Linked DNA regions of Homo sapiens: region 2 is linked to region 1. The links are chromatin loops, found by intact Hi-C in ENCODE. Cell type or tissue: PC-3. All regions are shown on one strand. Links, peaks and the distances in the headings refer to the core of each region. The heading gives the core; the rest is flanking DNA.

Region 1 (10,360 bases), core at 1,452-9,451:
AATCAAAATATTTTAGATTACTCAAAATATAAGCAGTTTTCTCATTATTTACTTTTCCCTAAAATGCTGTCTCATGAGATTTTTGGTCTGTTTTTACCATGTTTCCCCTGCTTCAAAGCTCTTTCATGGAATTCCTTCCAGAATATGATAAGGAACAGATACAAAAGTTTGCCAATAGGATTATAGGGCAGATTAAAGCCTCTGATGGACAGCATGCATCTGGTTTCACAGTGATATTAAAGACGAGAGGATCTGAATCCACACATCATTTACTTGTCCTATTCTTTTGTAATCCTTCCTTGTTTCTGGGTCTGAAAAGAGGAATGATACAGAAAACTAAACAAGAAATAACTTTGAGGCAGAACTCTGTGCACATGAAAAAAAAAAAGTGGCAGCATTTTTTCCCCAGGCAATGAAAAAAGTAATCTTCTTTTCTATCAAAAATAATCAGAAGGTTAGAATATGTTATGTTTATTTGGGGGAAGGGGTTACCGTAGTTATTAACCACATTTCTTTGAGGAAAAGTAATTTTATTTTAGAGCAAATGTAAGATATATTTGGCTGAACAAGAGAGCAAAGCACAAAAGAAACCAATTATACCCCATGTTGTGAAATTACTTTAAATTTCTACCCTTAATCCTTGTTGGTTAAACTCTTGATTAACTGTTCAAAATGTGTTATTACAAGTCTGCAAGAGCTCCTGGGGTCATTAAATCCCTGTAGAATACCTTACTAGCTAAAAAGGCCTGTCTTTCTCTTCTAACAGATGATGTTTGTGTTAGGGGGGAGAGAGGTATTAGAGGAGAATGAAAAGAAAGCGCCCTCATCTCAGACCCTATATTGGCCTATAGGCTTCCATATGTACTCCCTTCACCCTTCCACTATAACGTTTTCCAGATAATAAGTGTTGATGAATGAGTTACTAAATGTAACTGGCAGAGCCTCTTTAATGTTCAGAGACCCACTGCAAGGAGAGCAAGGGGGAGGCAAATTCTACCAGATACCTGGGATGCTCTGGAAATAAAAGACCCAATGAGGCATTGGGCTTCATCTGAAAACTGCCCTGGGAGCTATCCAAGGTACTAACCAGCCTCAGAATAAACCATGCACTCATTCTGATTAGTTTGTCCTTTGACAGCGGGAAAAAGCCAGGGAGAATGGGTAGACAGAAGGGAGAAATGTTATTCTACCTATTGTAAATTCAAATTCTGCCTTTGAATGTTACAAGTTATGCATACCTGAAAAGTTATTTCATCTCTTTGTTTCAATTCCTTCATCTAGAAATGAACATAACTACTCTACCTATCTAATAGTATCATGAGAAGTAGTGAAGATTAAGCTTCTTCTTGCATGTAAAGCCTTTAACACAGTACCCAGCACAGAATAGGCTCTTCATAAATGTTAACTTAATATTATTAATGTATTAATAATATACTACAACAAGCACTAATGTGTCTTCTCCCAGAACAACTGAAAGTCACGTTTTGTCATGTCAGCCTCATGATTAATGCCTGTCTTTATTACTAGAATTTTAAACTCTAGAGGGACAGAAAGCATTTCACTTCATCCATTACTTTCCCAGTGACTGATTCAAATGTTCTGGAAGTATATTGTGTGCTCTCAGTACGTAGTATATTATATATTCTCAATACACATTTCCAGTATGCACTGGAAATGAATAAGTAAAGGAAGAAAATAATACAGTAGTCATGAAATAAAGAGCAGGCTACATCAGAAACACCATTGGAAAGAGGGAAAAATGTGCACAGCAGTTCAGCTTAGGAAGAAATTGAACTAAAAATTGACCAACAAAATGTTTCTACATTTGTCACTACTTATTAGAAGCCATGTTTAGGTATTCCTGTAGTATAAAATAATATTATAAATACCTGGGCTAATTTTCACAATAAAATGTGTTAGCAATTAAGGTATTTTTCAGCTTTGACTTAAGGGTATCTGATCTTGTACGTTTCTCTGGGTTGATCAACTATATCCCATCCACAGGCAGCACAGCATAAAACTATTTATGCTGTGCCATTTATGCCATTTTAATGGTTAGAATCTCCATCCAAACCTCCTTCTTTAACCTCTTTTGACCCCAGTGATAGTTATTGATAGTTATTCTGACCTCGATAACCATCTTTTAGAACACTGTGCTTCTTCCCCTTCTGCATCTCATGTCCACAATGCTTCTCCAGCTCAAATATTTACTTGTTTTTATGGCCATAATTTTATTTTTATTCTTTTCAAGCCAATCTGAATAAACATGCCAAATAGTGAATCTTCCCTGGAAAAGACTGCAACTTTGTGGACCCAGATACAAGTTAACTATCTGAGTCTGATCCAACATGAAATCAATGAACTTTGGAAAATCTGTGTCTGAATAAAGCACAGTGTACAGGCAGGTTGACTTACAATCATTCCAACCTCACTGAATACCAAAGCAACAAAGGAAAGTTTGATGAAAATTGAATTTTAAAAATCTATTTTTATGTATTTCCTAAGGGCCACCTGCATTTTGTGCAATTATGCCAATTTCCCTGTATTCAAAATATCACATTTTTAAGAACAATATATTTCATACTAAAAAGCTAAGTATGTTTTGTCCTAATCAAAAATTTTCTTATTTCATGGAATGAGCCCCCGAAATGAAGCAACGAGAGGATAATTACTATAAAATCACACACACTGTATATAGAATAATCCTACATAATTGGAGTGATGGACAGGATAATCTGCTAGGTTTGTCGCCTTAAAGATTTTATAATTGTGTAAAACTGCATAGGCTGCATAAATTTCCTCTTTAAATGTCATATCATTTATTCTTTCTTCCTCATATGTCAGCCAAAAAAATAGCTCATTTATGATAATCAGACATGAAGACTCTGCTTACAAATAAATAGACATACAGCCATAATTGCAGGTTGATTGATTCTGAAGTCTTGCAGAGACCTTATACTATCTTACTAATGACTGTGACAACTATGCATCGTTAGAATCGAGGGGCTAAAGAACTCTCCCTACCCATGGCATAATTGCACAGGTGTAGTGATTTGCATTTTAGTGGCACAGAAAATTACATTCCTAGAGAAAGAAGATTTTAAGTTTTTAAGTTTTTAAAAGTTGATTGGATTGATTATAGGGACTAGTAGTAAAGGAGGTACGGATGCTATAAATTGTCATCAAAGCTATTAAGAGTAACTTTTAAAATATTCATTCAAACAAAGACTTAGTTATATTATAAAGACCAATGTTATCACAAGTCACATTTATATTCTGTGAATTGCCTCTGCTTCTCATGTCAATTTTAAAGAAAATAAATTAAAAATAAATGTACCATTTTATAGATTTATTTGGAACTGTGTCCTACTTACTGATGTCATGGTACTTTTAGAAAATATACCCTCTTAATATCCCATGTAAGTACAAATGTTCCATCCTTTTCAGTAATGAGGGTAGAGATCATTGGTTTCTAGAATATTAGGAATCTGAATATTGAAGTAATGGTATAAGATAAGCTATATTAAAATTCACCTTAAAGAAACAGGATGGCTTTCAGGTGTAAAGAAATATTTTATGGTAACAAAATTAATGGCATTTGGGATTTTTAAAAGAACTATTTATCTCAAAATTTGGAAATAAACATAGAACAGAAAGAAATATAGTCAGTAAAACAAAATGAACCATGCTTATCTAGCACTGCATAGAGGTAACCAGTCAATTAAACTCAACTTCTTATACTGAGAGGTTTATGCCTCTTATGGGAATGACTCGTTTACCACAGCTTAATTTTTTTAGCCATGTGAAGTAATCAAATAACTCTTGCTCCAATTTCATGCTGTCTGAAAAATCTGAGGTCTTGAATAGAGATTTCTGAACAGAGATGATATGTACAGCAGCCAGCATGAGTCTCTTAGTTCACAGTATGTTGTAAATCTCTTGAGAATGGCCATTCCAAGCAAAGCAGCCAGAGTAGCATGGCCTTTCCTGACCTAGCTTCAGAAATCAAGCAGTTTCACTTCTACTGAATTCTATTGTTTATAAATGAATCACTAAGATCAACACAGAATTCTATCTTTATTTCTCCCCATAGCACATACTTATATGTTATTACTTAATTGCTTATTATCTATCTCCCTGTCCTAAAACATAAGTTTCATGTGGGCAGGAATCCTGTTTTATTGTAGTATATTCACTGATGTATCCTCCACACTCAGCACTGTTCATAATAGGTGCTAATCAATGAATAAATAAATTGTCATGTTTCCCTTGATAGGTATGAAAAGAAACATATTTATAAAAACAGGCACACTGAATTTTCAAGGTCGGACGTTTAATAGCTCAAATTTGTGACTATTAAGCTGTTTCATAGAATAACAGATCTATTATATGTTGCAGAAAACAGGGTTCACAGTTAAGTGTGTTTGAGAAACAGTGAATACCTCTTCACTCCTGAAAAACACACGGATCTCTTACACGTTCAAGGCTTCTAGAACTCTTAACTGTTTTTTTAAAAAAATGCTAAATTTTGTTCAGCTCACTTTCCCCCAGTATATGACAAAACACTTCCGTAACAGAGTTGTTATTTATCGCCCATGTAGCTAATTTGCTACAGAATGCATTTTAGTCCAACCTTCTCATCCTAATTTAGGGAGAGTTGATTTTTTATATATAGGGCTGGAAGACGATAAGGGCTCCACTCTATGGCAGTATCACAACATTGTGAAATGAGGACTCAGAATTCAATCAACTTGCTTAAGGTCACAATAAGGGTTACTGGAAAGCTGAGAACCAAAGACTACTTCTCCTTACTTTTAGCAAAATGCTCTTTTCAACACCCTGGGCTTCTCAGATTCATAGACACCTTGGACTCATCCTGGATGGATGGTTATTCTCTCCTTAAGAACCCCATGAGAGACACAATTTGTAATCTCCTTCAGTAGCCTGTCCCATTATTTATCAAGTCAAATTCAGATTGCAATAGGGTGGGATTCCATTACAGAGGGAATGCATTTTCTTTGTCTCATTTAAAATGCTCCATTTAAAAAAAATAATTTATGATAAATTCACAAGTACAATTTCCACTTGTTCCTTGGCCAATAGGGTGGTGAAGCTTGGAGCAGTGTCTTCAGAATGCACTCAGTCCTTGGCTCCAGGCCCCAGTTTAATGACAAGTTGAATCCTCACACTGACAGGCCCCTCCCAGTGAGGCTGCCAAGTGTTCGTCATAGTCATGCACATTAGTCGGTCACAGGAATGGAATGTGAAATGGTCAAGAGTGGGGCAGACACTAAGGCAAAAAGTTTTTCAGCTCCAAAATGTTGGACACTTAAAATACAACCTCCCTATGTTCTACTGAAATAATAAAATATGTAATTAAATCATCAAATTCTGTTTTCATGTCCTCAGTCAAATATTTTAATCATGCTACTCATTTAGGGACACAATTTTATTTATAAAAACATTTTTCTATAGATAGGCATTCATCCATCTACTCCATTATGTTATATAATAAACAGAATCTTAGAAAGCTAGATATAAAACATTATGTGAAAAAGAGCATAGGCTTTGTATTCCCACAGGTCCAGTTTGGATTCAATATCCACTTCATTAATTGCTGCATAGCCTTCAGCAAGTTACTTAACAAAGCTAAGGTTCTCACATCTGAAAAATGGGACAGTAAGTAGAATTTCAGTGTACTTTATGAGGACTGAATAAGAAAATTTATTTGAAAGTAGCTGGCACAGTGTCTGGAGGACAGTAGGTTTTCAATAAATATTCTTTCCAGTCTCCTATATAAAATGAGAATTATATTTTAAGTTCACTGGGGAACTCAAAAATTAAAAGTTTGAGCTTGATCCTCTTATAAACAAAATGATGTTTTATGTGAATTAATACCCATTTATCTACTTGTTTGGAAATGTCATCTTTTAACATGGTCAACTTTTAAAATGGTGAACCATTTTACATTAGGTTACATAAATATTTCTTCTCTATTATTTGTTGGCAAAAGCCTAAAAACTAAGCAGACCAATGCATAAGTTTTAAAAACTACAAAATAGACTGTTGTGTTCTTTATCTGTTTACTAAAATTCCAGTAGTTATACTTCAAGCCTAATATCAAGGGAATTACATATCTAGATAGATAGATAAATAGACAGATAGATATACACATATCAAAGAAAGGAGGCACATAATTAAACCGCTATGCATACAAACTTTGGCAAAAAGTAAGCCAAAGGAAATAATGCACAGCAAGGACAAAATAGACCTGTGACATATCTGTGATAATAGGAAATCTTTGGGATTGGCTAACTGATAAAAATTCCAAACTTCAGATGACACATTAAAAAGTTTTACTGATACATGACCCTGCAGTCCACTTAAAGTATCCACAGAAATCTGTATATGGGTTTACCAAAAGATGTACTAGAATATTTAGAGCAGCAATACAAATAATAGCATCCATGCAGAAAACTACCTAAATTCTTACTAACAGTTGGGGTGAAAAATTTTAATATGGTTATGTAATAGAACACTGTATACAATTAGTAATAAATGATCTATGACTAAGGCAACATTGTGGAATCTCTCAAGCATAATATTAAGCAAAAAAAAAAACCAGACACAAAAGAATATCTATATGATTCACTTCATATAAAGTTCAAAGCACACAGATCTTATTTATTATCAGGAGAGTAGTTAGTCCTTTGGAGTTAGTAACTAGAAGTTGCCTTTTGGGAAGCTGTAATATTCTGTTTCTTGATCAGGGCATGTTCAGTTTGTGAACATTCATTAGCTATATACTGATGAAGTGCCACTTTCCTCAATGTATTTTATACTTTTAGGTTGGTGCAAAAGTAATTGTGGTTTCAGACCGTGAATTTTAAATTATTATAGCTAGGCTCAAACACATCTTTATTAATCAAAATAGGAACCATTAAAATCAACAATTTTTGCCAATAAGAAATGTTTATTCCTGTAGCATAAAAATCTGTGCTTCAGGATTTAACAAACTCTTAGAAAGCATTTTCTGTATCCTGCTAGTTGTGGAAGCGTTTTCCCTGCAAAATGCTGTGGAGATGCCTGAAGAAGTGGTAGTCAGTTGGCTAGAGGTCAGGTGAATGTGGCAGATGAGGCAAAACTTCTCAGCCAGATTCATTCAACTTTTGAAGCATTGGTCGTGCAACATGTGGTTGGGCATTGTCCTGGAGAAGAACTGGGCCCTTTCTGCTGATCAATGCCGGCTGCAGACATTGCAGTTTTTGGTGCATCTCATCGATTTGCTGAGTGTACTTCTCAGATGTAATGGTTTCACCTGGATTCAGAAAGCTGTAGTGTATCAGACCAGCAGCAAACCACCAATCAATGACCATGATCTTTTTTGGGTGCAAGTTTGGCTTTGGGAAGTGCTTTGGAGCTTCTTCTGAATCCAGTGTCTGAGCCAATCACTGCCAGTTGTCATATAAAATCCACTTTTCATTACACATCACAATCTGATTGAGAAATTGTTCATTGTTGTTGCATAAAATGAAAAGACGACCCTTTGAAAAGACGATTTTTCCCCAGCTCATGAGACACCCACTTATAGAGCTTTTTCACCCTTCCAGTTAGCTTCAAATGCCGAAAGATGGTAGAATAGTTGATTTTGAGTTATTTGGCAATTTATCAGGTAGTTGTAACAGGATCAGCTTTGATGATTTTTCTCAATCGGTTGTTGTCAATTTCTGATGGCTGGCTACTATGCTCCTCATCTTCAAGTCTTTCATCTCATTTGCAAAACTTCTTGAACCACCGCTGCTCTGTACATTCATTAGCAGTTCCTGGACCAAATGCATTGTTGATGTTGTGAGTTGTCTCTGCTGCTTTACAACCCATTTTGAACTCAGATAAGAAAATTGCTCAAATTTGCTTTTTGTCTAACATCACTTCCATAGTCTAAAATAAATTAAACTGCAAGTAGTAAGTCATTAGCGAAAAAAACAGACAGCAAGAAATGTGCATTAAAATGGTGTATAACATAACCACATTTATTTAAGAATATATTCCAATATCAAACAGCAAATTTCAATAACTCAAAAACTGCAATTATTTTGCACCAACCTCGTTCCAAAAATTTTTCTTCACAAAACTGAATGTTTTACAATATTTTCACTAAATTGAATAATTAGTTTTGGCATACCCAAATATTTAAAAATCTGCTTAACATCAAGCAGACTCTACTACATAGTAAAACTTTAAATGAAAAAAGGTTTAGCATTCAAGATCATGTTGAAGAAGAAAATATCATGTACTTCAGACTGTCCTCAAACTATTCTAAAGGATTAATTCAGCCAATTAATCAAACTAATGCAAAGAAAATTTGTAAAACCAGTTGGTTGACTGAGTTGAAAATATTTATTCTAGAGTCCTCATGTGATTCCTTTTCTGCTTATTCATCACTAGTAACTGAAGACTCTCAATTGGAGGCTCCAGGCCCTTCTACCACCAAACCCATGAGAATCACATTGACAGATTTTCTCCTGGGTAACAAGAGGGATCTAAAGTTAGCTGGATTCTCCATAGCTGTCTTTCTAAAACCCAGTATTTTTTTCTGCAGTTCTATATATTTGAGCTTTGCCTCACTTTCTAGTTTGTGTTCCAGTAGACCTCTGATACCAACCCCTTAAACTGCAACCAGTTTGGCTAGAATCCTTAAAACTTGCAAACATCTTCTCTTTTAGGAGATGGGTCCTGTCCCAGTCCTTTTTGGCTAATGACTGAGGTTTTATTTCAAACTTCTTGAGCTCCTTTTGAATCCAAGACAGAACTACCAGCCTAATTAGAAGTACTTCATTTGCTGCTAAGCACCCACAAACTGGATTGTGCCTTTTAACAATTTAACTACCACTGATCAGCCTGAGATTGCATTGTGATCTTAAATACCGTAACTTTGCCCTTTTCCCATTCTTCCTTGAGTGTGTCAGCCCTAAGCCAGACCATTCTTCCAGAATGGTTTATTCCTCTATTCATGATATGTTACCATTTTGTTCCAAGAATCTGTAGGCAAAGCTCATGCAAAATATGATATTTTGAATAAAGCTCATAGTCTCATAGTCACTGCCTTTGGGCTACTGATGTAACCAAATAAAAATATACCAGTTTACATTATTTGGAATCTAAGTGACCCAAAGGCATGGAAAATCCTCTAAATAAAAAGGCATTTATGCCTGCCAAAGACTGGAAAATGCAGACAATGATTGCAGTTCTACATTTCACATCATTTTTCATAAACATGTATAATCATTACAAGTTAAAATTGAAGTTCACTTGTGCCTCAAACTATAGAAATTACTTTATATCAAATGTCAACCAAACCTGCAAACTATTTTCAAGCAGGAAATAGGAAAAAAAAAAAACTTTGACATTTCACACTAAAAATATACTTTCTGGGTGTGTTCAAATAAAAATAAAATTATTCACCTTAATTTAATCTGGAATTAAATTAATATAGTTACATAATACAATATGAAAAGACTAAAATTTTAAAACAAAAATTCAAATATCTGAATTTCTAAATTATACATCAAAGGATTATCCGAAGCCATAATTACTCTTGCAATGATCCTATTATGATAAAGTCAAACAAACAGTTAAACTTGACTATTTCAGTAAAAACAATCATTTTTGACTTTTTTGCAGTTACTCAATTATTCAACTCTCCTTATACTGTGATTTCATTGGCTCCTACTGATTTGAGATTTTCATTAGAGCATGTCTACCTGGCCTAACCACCCCAATATGGAGTATAGGCAAATCCACTTATTGTGAAGTAATAAGGTATCGTTTACAGGTTGCTAAAGACAATGATCCAAAAAGCAGATGATGGAGGAACATATAAAGACATACCAGTTGGGTGCAGTTGGGAAGAACTCTAGATAATGTCAAAATGATCAAAATGATCTGCTTCAAGGTTTAAATGGTTGCTTCATGGTTTAAACAGCTGCAGCGTTGAATAAATGGCTGCACTTCTGAAATTTAGAATCTGAACATAGACAACAGATTTTGGCACAATGGGGTGTTGTCAGTAATTTCTGTAATTATAGGATAATCTTGCTAAGCTGTCATGCCTAGAGCTTTGAATTGGAAAAAGGCAAATTTCCCAGTGAAGTGAACATGATTTCTCTGACAGAAATGTAAGGAAAACTACATGCATTTGTTAAAATTGTAAATATTTGACAAAGGTACACTCATAGATGATGTTTCTGGTTTATTCTGCTTAATAGAGAAAATTGACAATAAAAAATGTAACTCTACAATATTTCATCTCTTATTCAGCATTCATAATAACTAATGCTAATCGTGATTTGGATTAATTTAA
Region 2 (10,360 bases), core at 1,191-9,190, 160 kb before region 1:
ACCATCTCTTCCAGTAATTAATTATGCCCAATGTGCATTAATCAGTCTTTCAGTGAAGCATGAGAAAATGGCATCTAAAAATTAAGGTTTCTTAAACCCACCCTTAGAAGCAAGTTTATCATTAGAGCAAATAATATAATCTTAAACATTTTTTACTCTTTCCCCTATAGAGATTTACCTTTCTGTTATTATTTACCTTTTTGTTAGAGATTTACCTTTTTGTTATTATTTCTTCTTATTAAATATATAGGTATATTTTTCTTAGTTGGCGCTTCCATATGTAAGGATTAGAGGATTATGGATAGTGTAGGAGAGTGAATATTTTCATATTTCTACATGGTTAGAGCTTTAAGATAAAAGAAAGCTAGAATTTGGATTGAAGGATAAATCTTAGCAGTTAAAAGATGACTGAACAAATAGTGAAAGATCATGAAAAAGATTTAAATATTTTATCTTCTTGGTGTTTACATTTCAAAGGATGAAATCCCTTTACATTCCAAAAGGACTTAAAACATTAGGGAGCAAAGATTTCTCTCCTTTTCTCAGGAAGACAGGGGGCACTGTGTAGATTATATTTAACTCCCACATTCATAGTTGGAGCTTTCTCTCCTGCAGTGCAAAAAATTCTTTGCACATACATGGCTCAGCTGGCCCTCACTGCATCACCCCAAAGAGGTAAGTATGAGACATCAAGAACTAATGTAGCTATTGCTATAAGTGATAACACTCTGTCCTTGATCTGGAAACTTAGTGTTTGCTTTGCCAATAATATAAGTAAATATAGGCAATAAAATTATATCAGATTGATCAAAAGTGATCTTTTTGACAAATAGGTGCCACAGATGGATTAAAAATTATCTAAGGAGAAATGGACACAAAAGAGTACCATGTACCTCTAAGAATGGCATCCATAGAATAAAGCTCAGAACAAATTGAGACTTGTGAAGAGTAATAGGAGCAATATAAAAGTATTTGTAGACATTTCTTAAGCAAGAAGATGAACAATGAAGGGGAAGAGTCTATAATGTTAAGAAAAGACAAAAAGAGAGTAGTCTGTTATTAAGGAAAATAACTTTCAAGCAAGGCACTTTAACAGTTAATTATAATAATACCTTTGTAGAATTTTAGAGTTTTTGGGTGAATGTTTGGCAGGTTCTAAAATTTTGCATCCCATTTATTATCAATAGTGTCTTGTGAATCAGGATAATTTTAGCCAAAACAGACTTGATTTTATTTCACATTTTAATCAGATGGAAAGCTATATGTATGAATTCGAACAACAGAATTATGATTCAAAATTATCTCAGCTAGGTAAGCCAAAAATAGAAGTTTGAATGTAACTGACAATTTTTCACATGGAGTTAGAAGACTACTTACAAAATAGAGGAACTAACAGTATATTTGAAGCTGTCTTTGGAATGAGAACCTAACTTATTTGTCATAAAAGATGGACTCTTAGCTAAAACATGGTGTTACAGGTTTTGGTCCCAGAAATATCACTCAATGGCTAAGACATGTAGAGGAAGACACAGAGTTGTCTAAGCCTATGACTTTTTCACTGTATGTATAATATCAAATTCAGGACAGTTTCAGAAGTGTGTTTGGTTATTGTCATTCCAGCTTTACAACATTGTCTCCGGTTTTAGAAGGTTCATTTTGGAAGAGACAATGGCAAACAAGAGAGTATCCTGAGAACAACAGCTAGGACATGGCAGAAACCAAAAGCTAAGTAATGAGACTCATTTGAAAATTGAGTACTTTTAGCCTAGAATGCAGAACACAATGAACAAGAGATATCCACATAAAACAACATTATATTGACATTAAAAGGTCATGCATATGAGGAAATACAGGTAAGAAATTTAAATTCAAATGAGGTTCCTGACAAAGGCTTATAATTTAAAAAAATTAAATGAGGTATATTAGTTGATTATATGAATTGAACATTTAGAAAACAATGACATAGATTAGAATAATTATAGTAACAAACACCTCAAATCCATTATTTTAATGCAAAACTGCTTGAATTAATTTTAAAAATTGGAAGTGTTACCTTATGGACAACCAGTTTTGCTACAGAGGAAAATGCTAGAACCAGCAAGTAGATGTCTGTAATATAGCGGCATAATTTAGACTAATAAAAGAAAATCTTTTAAACTCTGAAAAGAATTCCCTTAGAAAAGAGTGCCAAATCCCCGGAAGTGCTTAAGCTAAGGCTGGAAAACCATCTAACTGGAGATGGGATTTCTGTAAGATAACCTCTAAGACCTTTTCCAAATAAAATTCATTATTTTATTAAATAATGCAAGCCCATGTGGAGAAAAGGTCAAAAATACAGAAATATCCAAATATTATTAAAGTATCTAGTAAAATTTGTAAAGGATAATGTTAGAGTAGAATCTGGAAATCATGCTTCTGGAAAGATTTTCAGAAATGCAAGAATCAATGAATACTAAATGAATTTTGCAAGAAAATCATTGAAGCATGAAAAATAAACTTTTTGAAATAAAGCAAAATTCTACTTTAGGGCTTTCTCAGCATAGCTATAGATTTGTGGGTCAAAATTCCCAAATAACCAATATATTTAAAATCATCACATTTTAATATATCACTGTGAATATCATGTAATAAACAGAAATGTAATAGATTATTTATGCACAGGTTTATATGCCAATTCAGAAATAAATAGAATTTCCTCAGGTGTGATAGTACAAGCTTTAAAATGTAGGATAATTGGGAATTATTTCACTATTAAATGCAGTTTGTGTTAAATAGAATTTTCTCTCTCTGTTTAGCTGAAGGCCAAATTTATTTACTATTACCCTATTTTTTCATGATAATTTTTTCTTAATTTTTTTAATGTTTTATATCATTTGTCTTCATATGGGAATTGTGCTGGGACAAAGTGAACCATCATTGGTATTTCTTGCTTACAGATTCAGTGAATTTCATTTATTTATTCATTTAGTAAATATTTAATAGTCATCCAGAAATGTAGGATGCGAGGCCCTAACAACATTATGGTGAGCTGCTACTGAAAGCAACTGATAAAAATACAAGAAAAAGCTATTAAATGCTATTGTAAGGCATGTCCAGAATATTGCTGGTGTACATAGCAGTGGCCCTTGTCTAGCATGGCAAGATCTACCGCAAGGGGCAGTTAATGAAGAAAATGTGGTCTCATTTGGACTTAATATTTGAGGAAGAATTATCCAAGATAAAGGGGAAAGAGTATTCCAGATAAAGGAAAAAGCCCATAAGAAAGTCCAGAGGTAAGTAAGAACTGACAGGCACTAGGACCTGAAAGAATAAAATTGTGCTGAACATGCAGTGCATGGAGGTCAAAGGAGTTGGAAGGGTGATTGGGAGGGTGGGCATAAGACTACATAGTTGACTAAGGACAATGCTTTTTAAGGCATAGCAAGAAATTGGATCTTTATCCTGAAAGCAAAAGACATCAAAGATTTTCGTCCTCCTAAGGGGGGTATCGGAACGACATTTGCATTTTAGAAGAATAACTCTTTCTACACAGTGAAGAATGATTTTTTTTTTTTCTTTTTTTTGAGACGGAGTCTCGCTCTGTTGTCCAGGCTGGAGTGCAGTGGCACAATCTCAGCTCACTGCAACCTCTGCCTCCCAGGTTCAAGTGATCCTCCTGCCTCAGCCTCCCAAGTAGCTGGGACTACAGGCATGCACCACCACACCCAGATGATTTTTGTATTTTTAGTAGAGATGGGGTTTTACCATATTGGTCAGATTGGTCTTGAACTCCTGACCTCGTGATCCACATGCCTCAGCCTCCCAAAGTGCTAGGATTACAGGCATGAGCCACCGCACCTGGCCTGAAGAATGAATTTGAGAAGGTAAGACTGGTTCCAAGAAGATCCATTTGGGAGTCTATTACAGTCCATCATATGGATATGGTGGCTTTCATGAGCTTCATGATCCTGAGGATGAAGATCAATACACACACTTATGTTTTAAAGTAGAATTCATGAAACTTTGTTACTGGTTGACTTTGAGAGTGAGGGAAAAAGGGAGTCCAAGGTGATGACCAAGGTGGTTTCTTGGATAATTGAGAGGATGGTGGTGGTTCTAACAAAATGGGAAATACCAAACAAATTCACCTGGGAAAAGTGATCACTTTGGTTTTGAACATTTTGAGTTTGAGGCAGCTGAAATACTGAAATACAGATGTCAAGTAAGAAATTAGATACACAACTCTAGGCCTTAAGAAAAATCTGGCAGATCTATCAGCAACTAGGTCATTCCTGAAGCCATGGGAGTGTGCAAGATCCCCTAGAAACATGTGAAAATCAAAAAGCAGAGAAGACCTGGGGCAGATCCCTGGCAAATACCTTATGAGAATGGCAGAGGAAATATTGCCTAGAAAAGAGGTCACGAGTAAGCAAACAAAAAATTGTCAGAGTATATGAGGAAAGAATGTTTCAGAAGAAGGTTGTGGTTGACAATTTTAAGTGATTTTCTTAAAGGCCCTGTGATTTTCTGGGGTTGAGGTAACAAAATATCACAGAATTAGTGAATTAAACAAAAGAAATTTATTTTCTCACAGTTCTGGAGGTTGGAAGTCCAAAATCAAAGTGCCAGCAGGGTTGGTTTCTCCAGAGGCCTCTCTCTTTGGCTTGCAAGATGCCCATGTTCTTGTGTCCACACATGGCCTTTTTTTCTGTGCACACACATTCCTGGTGCCTCTTCCTCTTCTTATAAGGGCACTCATCATATTGGATTAGGACCCCACCTTTATGACCTCATTTAATCTTAATTACCTCTTTTTAAAACCTCTATCTCCAAATGCAGTCATATTAGGGTTAGGGTTTCAACCCATCAATTTTGATGAACATAATTTAATCAATAACAGGGTCCTAGTGGGAAATGGTGATGTTGGAATTATCTCTGACTTCCTTCATGATCTAGTTCAGGATTCTTTCCATTATAACACACTGTTTCTCTACATAATATTTAAGTTGTAATTTTATTACCCAACTCTAGCCATAACACTGTAAACTCTTTGTGTACCATGCTCCTATTTATTGTTACATCCCACAGTAACTACCATAGCATCAAGTAAAATGATGTATTAATTAAAGGATATATGTGAAGTAAAATCTAAGTTCAGCCATTTCTGTGTAAATTAAGATTTCAGTTGGTTATGATGGCCCTTACTAATTATCTTCAGTGCTATGTGCCCGTTTATAAACTGTAAATAAATATAAACTCGTCATCTCTTTGGAGGAATAAAGCCAAGATGTTTAAGAAGACAGAAGTCAAACTAAAAGCTGGTAAAAGAGTGCAAGAGAGAATATATACAATATATTAACTCTACTTCATCCAATGTCCACTCATTTACTCCGTTTCTGAACCATTTTACTTCATAGGAGAGCAATGCTGGAGATTATATGTTGAGAAATGGTAGGCTTAAGTGTAAAGGATGGGTGGCAGGAAATAAAGGAGTGGTTCAACTTTGGGATGCTACAATTTGTAAACAAAAAGTAATGACAATTGACAACTTGGTGGCACAGAAATTAATATTAGAGCCCTGAGAAAAAATAAAGTATGAGTGACATATTTCAATTTCCCTAGAGGAAATTTCCTTTTAGATTTTCTCCCATGACCCACATCTTCCATTTTCTTTCAACATTCACTTTGGTCAGAATTGAGAAGCAAAGAGCTAAATCCATTATTGGAGGAAAGGTTAAGAAAAGATTTAAAATATGGGTGAGGGTGAAGGTCAGAAGTATCAAGGATGCAAATTCAGTGTATCAGATAATAATAGAAAGCCACATGTAAAACACAAGCCAGGAAATGACTTTATGTGTTACCGTGCTAAAACCGTCATTTTCGTATTAAGAAACATGTTCTTTACTAGCCACAGGAAAAGCTCCTTGCTACTTTTGCTGGCTGGAATGTAAGATACACATTTCATTGGTCTCTGTTCCTGAAATCTGTGGCTTGAAACTTGGAGGGAGGAAAGGTCATTAGATTTAGCTGGCCTACAATAATACTCCATAAACCAGTTTCAATTGTCAAGCAAAACCTTTGGCGTGGGATCTAAAAACCTGTAATTCACTGGAATGAATTAATTGACATCTTTTAAAATATTAAATTTATTTTCAGGTTTTATGAAAATGTGTAGTTTCCATGAAAACAAGACTGTATTTTAAAAGAAAAGTATTATTTTAAGGCTGGCATTGGATTTTAAGACATTTTGTATTTTACATAATTTGATAAATTTGACATATTTATCAGTTATTATCCCTTATCCCTCACTTCCATCCAGGTGTAAGATTTCAATTTCTTAAACACCAAGCAAAATTTTAAGAAAAAGAGTTGTTGAAACTTTAAAATTTGCTAATCCCAATGTAGAAAGGTTCCTATCTACTTCCCTATTTCCAGTATATTTCTGGATATGTATGGCTATAACTCCTCTACTTTATCTGTCAACTGATAAGATCAGGATTTGTTTTGAGATTCCAAGACAGTGTATGTAAGGAAAATATTCTTTTATCTTTGGATGCTTAATGGTATTCAGAACAGACATTTTTCTCACACATGAGCTCTTACGTGTTTGAACTTTTTGTCTTGATCTAATGTAATGTGCGCCTCTGAGGTGCGTGCTGAGGAAAGGAATTGGTAAAGCATGAAACGGCCATTGTAGGGAGTTCAGTATTTAAGTGACATTGCTAACAAAGAGGATTTCTCTCTCACCTACAGACCTTTCAGTTGATCTTGTGCCTTCAAACCTCTCCAGATTCAAAATAAAGTAGCCATTCTTTCTACTTAATCAATAATTAAGTATTGTCAATAATTTGTAGATAAACATTGGAGTCCTGCTGTAAAAACTTATGCCATACAGACTTAGAACAAGGAAGATAAAGTCCTTTTGACTTCTTGGAGCACTTAGCTGAATGTCATAACCTGTTTAAACGATATGGATCTGCCTATTGTAGGACAACCCCCTGCAACAAGGAATTTGATATTTCTGGAGTAGGTTTCAGCTCTCAGAATATTTACTTGTAGATGTGCGTATGAATTCTAAGTGTAACTACAGAGACTATACAGATGGTCCCTGATTTATGATGGTTTGGCTTACAATTGTTTGACTTTATGATGGTGCAACAGCAATAAATATTCAGTGAAAACCATACTTAGAATTTTGAGTTTTGTACTTTTCCAGGGCTAGCTATATGTGTTACTATACTCATACATGAGATATTCAACACTTTATTATAAAATGGGCTTTGTGTTAGATCATTTTGCCCAACTATAGGCTAATGTAAGTGTTGTGGGCATGTTTAAAATAGGCTAGGCTAAGCTAAGCTATAATGTTTGATAAGTTACATGTATTAAGTGCATTTTCAACTTATGATATTTTCAACTTATGATGAGTTTCTGGGATGTAACCCTATTGTAAGTCAGGAAGTATCTGTATAAATAGACATAAAATTATTGTTTGTTTTTAGAATATTTGTTTTTCTCTTTTGCTCTGCAGAAGACCTAAAGATATTTGGTTTTTGGCTGGCTGCTAGGATCACCTGGGGAGCCTCCAGAAAATCCGATGCCTGAGACCCACATCCCAAGATTCTCATCATGTTAGATTATGACAAAGATATTTTTAAGCTCCCGAGTATTTTTAATGTGCACTTAAGGTTAATAAACACTGCCTTGGGCTATTGTTCAAAGTAAAATCCCTTTATCCCCATGGCAACTCCTACTTCTTACATTTTGATTTAGACTTAGAGATGCCTGAGTTTGAGTTCACACTTAGCCGCCCTAATTGGGTCAGACCTTGTTCATTTCTAAGGCTTAGATTACTTTATGTGAAATATGGAAAATAATAATAGCTATCTTGTGGGACTATTGGGAAGATTAAATGAGATTCTCCAATTTGAAGAGCTTGACCTAGAGTAAGTCCCAAATGCATAAGCTGTTACTCCTGTTACTGTTGCTGTTTTACTTTCCTGAATATTAATCATGCTATTCAGACATTTCAAATACTTGCATTCTCCTCCTCACAGAGTAAAGCCAGGTTCCTTCCTAAGTCCCCAAGATGGTCTCACTTCTTGCCAGCACTTTTAATGAAAACCTTCTTTCCATATAACAAATATGTTTTTGAATTGCTCTCTTAGGCTTCTGTGGCTAACTGAAATGTAAGCCACATTTCAGATAAAAATATGGCAATCAGTTTCTACTTTGCACTATGCATTTTCAGGTATATTTGTCCATGTGAGACTAAAATTGTGAAGTCAGGGTCCAAGTCCAATTCTTCATGTTTACATAACATCTAGCCTAATGTATTGCACAGAGTAAATGCTTAGGACAAGTAAGTGAATGAACGAATCAATAAATTAATTGTGAATCTAGTAACCCATGCAGATCACGTCTTACTTTGTGGACTTTTAGTATCTGGAAAAGCAACCCGCAATGAAAAGTCATGCTAGCTCCTATCACACTGTATAGTGATATTCTTTGTTTCTTGTCAGCTAAAAGCTTAGTGATGGCATAAGATTTGTATATACTCCCTTTCTCCTAGGAGAATTTCTTCCATATAGTATATGCCCAGTAAATATCTGCAGCAGAACAAAAATTATTTATAAATAAATGCTTGGGAGATAATCTCTCCTCTGCCAAATATTTCCTGAGCTTTATAATCCATGTGGCTATTTTTCACTCTTTGGGCAATTCTGTTCTGCATCTCTCAAGTCAGTGTATTTGTGCATGGTGCTTTGTCCTTTCATTGTTTCAGGAGTAGGGGTGTGTGTGTGTGTGTGTGTGTGTGTGTATGCTTCCTCCTCTAAACTAGATGATAACTTCCTCGAGAGGGCACTAAAGCTTTTCCTTCTTTATATCACTCATGCTACTTAGCCAAGGTCTGGACACGTGCTGAATTAATAATTGTTTGTTGAGTGCTTTATTCTCAGGCAGCAAAGAGAAACATATTGTTGTTATTATCTTTTCCATTTTCCACTTGAGTTTTATGCTATAAGAAAACCTAAGAAGTCACATTCCATAGGGAAATCTTGGAGGAGATTAGATCCTCATTTACATGGGTCAGAGACAGTTTTGGGGGCTGCATGGAAGAGAGGGAATGCACAGTCTGACCCCAAGCCCTGTCCAGCTCTGTCTCAGAGACCTCAGCAAGGGAGTAAACAGGGTCTTAATGAATTCTGCAGATGATACTAAAATGGGAAATGTTGGAATAATAAAATGAGCCCTAGCAAAGAAAATAAAATAGGTTCAACTTGGAAAAAAGAACTAACACATCTAGGGGAAAAATAATTCAAAACACAGGTTCAGATTGAGGGACAAACCTGGAAAACAGCACATGCAGCAGGCTATCCTCGCATAGTCCAAAGTCTGGGTTGACATTTCAGTGCACTCCTTTCTCTAACTTGCCCTCATCTCTGAAGGGGTGAAACTTTTCTATGGTTCTGATAACATTTGAAGCTGAAATTATCATATTCCAAATTCAGGAATTTTAGGTCCTTTTGACATAAACAAATGTAAATGAGATCCAATGTCCAGATGTAAATAATGAAACTGAAAAAGGAAGATTTTAAGTATTTATTCATAATGATAGATTCCCAGAGCAGAACAAGAACAGATTATCAGAACAAAAACCCATGTGGGAAAACATACCCTAAAAAATAATATTAACACCCTGCCACAGATTCACTCCCATTTATGGCCACAGAACAAGGACCCTTATTTTAGAAAGAGATGAATTTAGGATGTTCTTCAGTGTTTCAGGAAGTATTATATTGAATCCTTCCCCATCTCCACAGAATACCTTATTGATAACATCACTACTGGCCCTTTCGTGGCCTTTTGCTCTCGACGTCAGATAGTCATGGCACTTTCACATCTTCTACTAAGGCAGAGGGAGAGAAACTACACTTCTGTTAGTTCTGAGATACTTTGGTCTTATTAACAATGGAAACATTCTGTAACATAAAATGGTTTCTACCTAGCCTCACAAATAATCTTCAAAAATCTATTACAGTTTCAGTCATTTTTACTCATATTATGTTTAATCATTTCAGTCCATCCATATCAATAGTTATTAGGTTGGTGCCATTTTCAATGGCAAAAACCACAATCACTTTTGCACCAACCTAATAAAAGGAGCATAAGAATCTCTCTGTCCCTTGTAAGTTGGATTCCTAGGTATTTTATTCTCTTTGAAGCAATTGTGAATGGGAGTTCACTCATGATTTGGCTCTCTGTTTGTCTGTTGTTGGTGTATAAGACTGCTTGTGATTTTTGTACATTGATTTTGTATCCTGAGACTTTGCTGAAGTTGCTTATCAGCTTAAGGAGATTTTGGGCTGAGACGATGGGG

Evidence for each region. Peaks named below come from ENCODE experiments on the same cell type or tissue, not always from the same donor. Only the 100,000 strongest peaks of a DNase experiment are listed, where the experiment ranks them.
Region 2: a loop joins it to region 1, with 2.3 times the contacts of the local background. A loop is called at or near these places in 1 of 110 quality-filtered maps.

Annotation. Positions count from the first base shown.
Region 1 is chr6:80,762,857-80,773,216 of GRCh38, reverse strand. No RefSeq gene overlaps it. Among named protein-coding and RNA genes, the nearest start is that of BCKDHB, 660 kb to the right of the region's middle. In PC-3, for the core only: no CTCF peak of the experiment used is centred there; a DNase peak (open chromatin) is centred at 5,206.
Region 2 is chr6:80,920,753-80,931,112 of GRCh38, reverse strand. No RefSeq gene overlaps it. Among named protein-coding and RNA genes, the nearest start is that of BCKDHB, 820 kb to the right of the region's middle. In PC-3, for the core only: no CTCF peak of the experiment used is centred there; no DNase peak of the experiment used is centred there.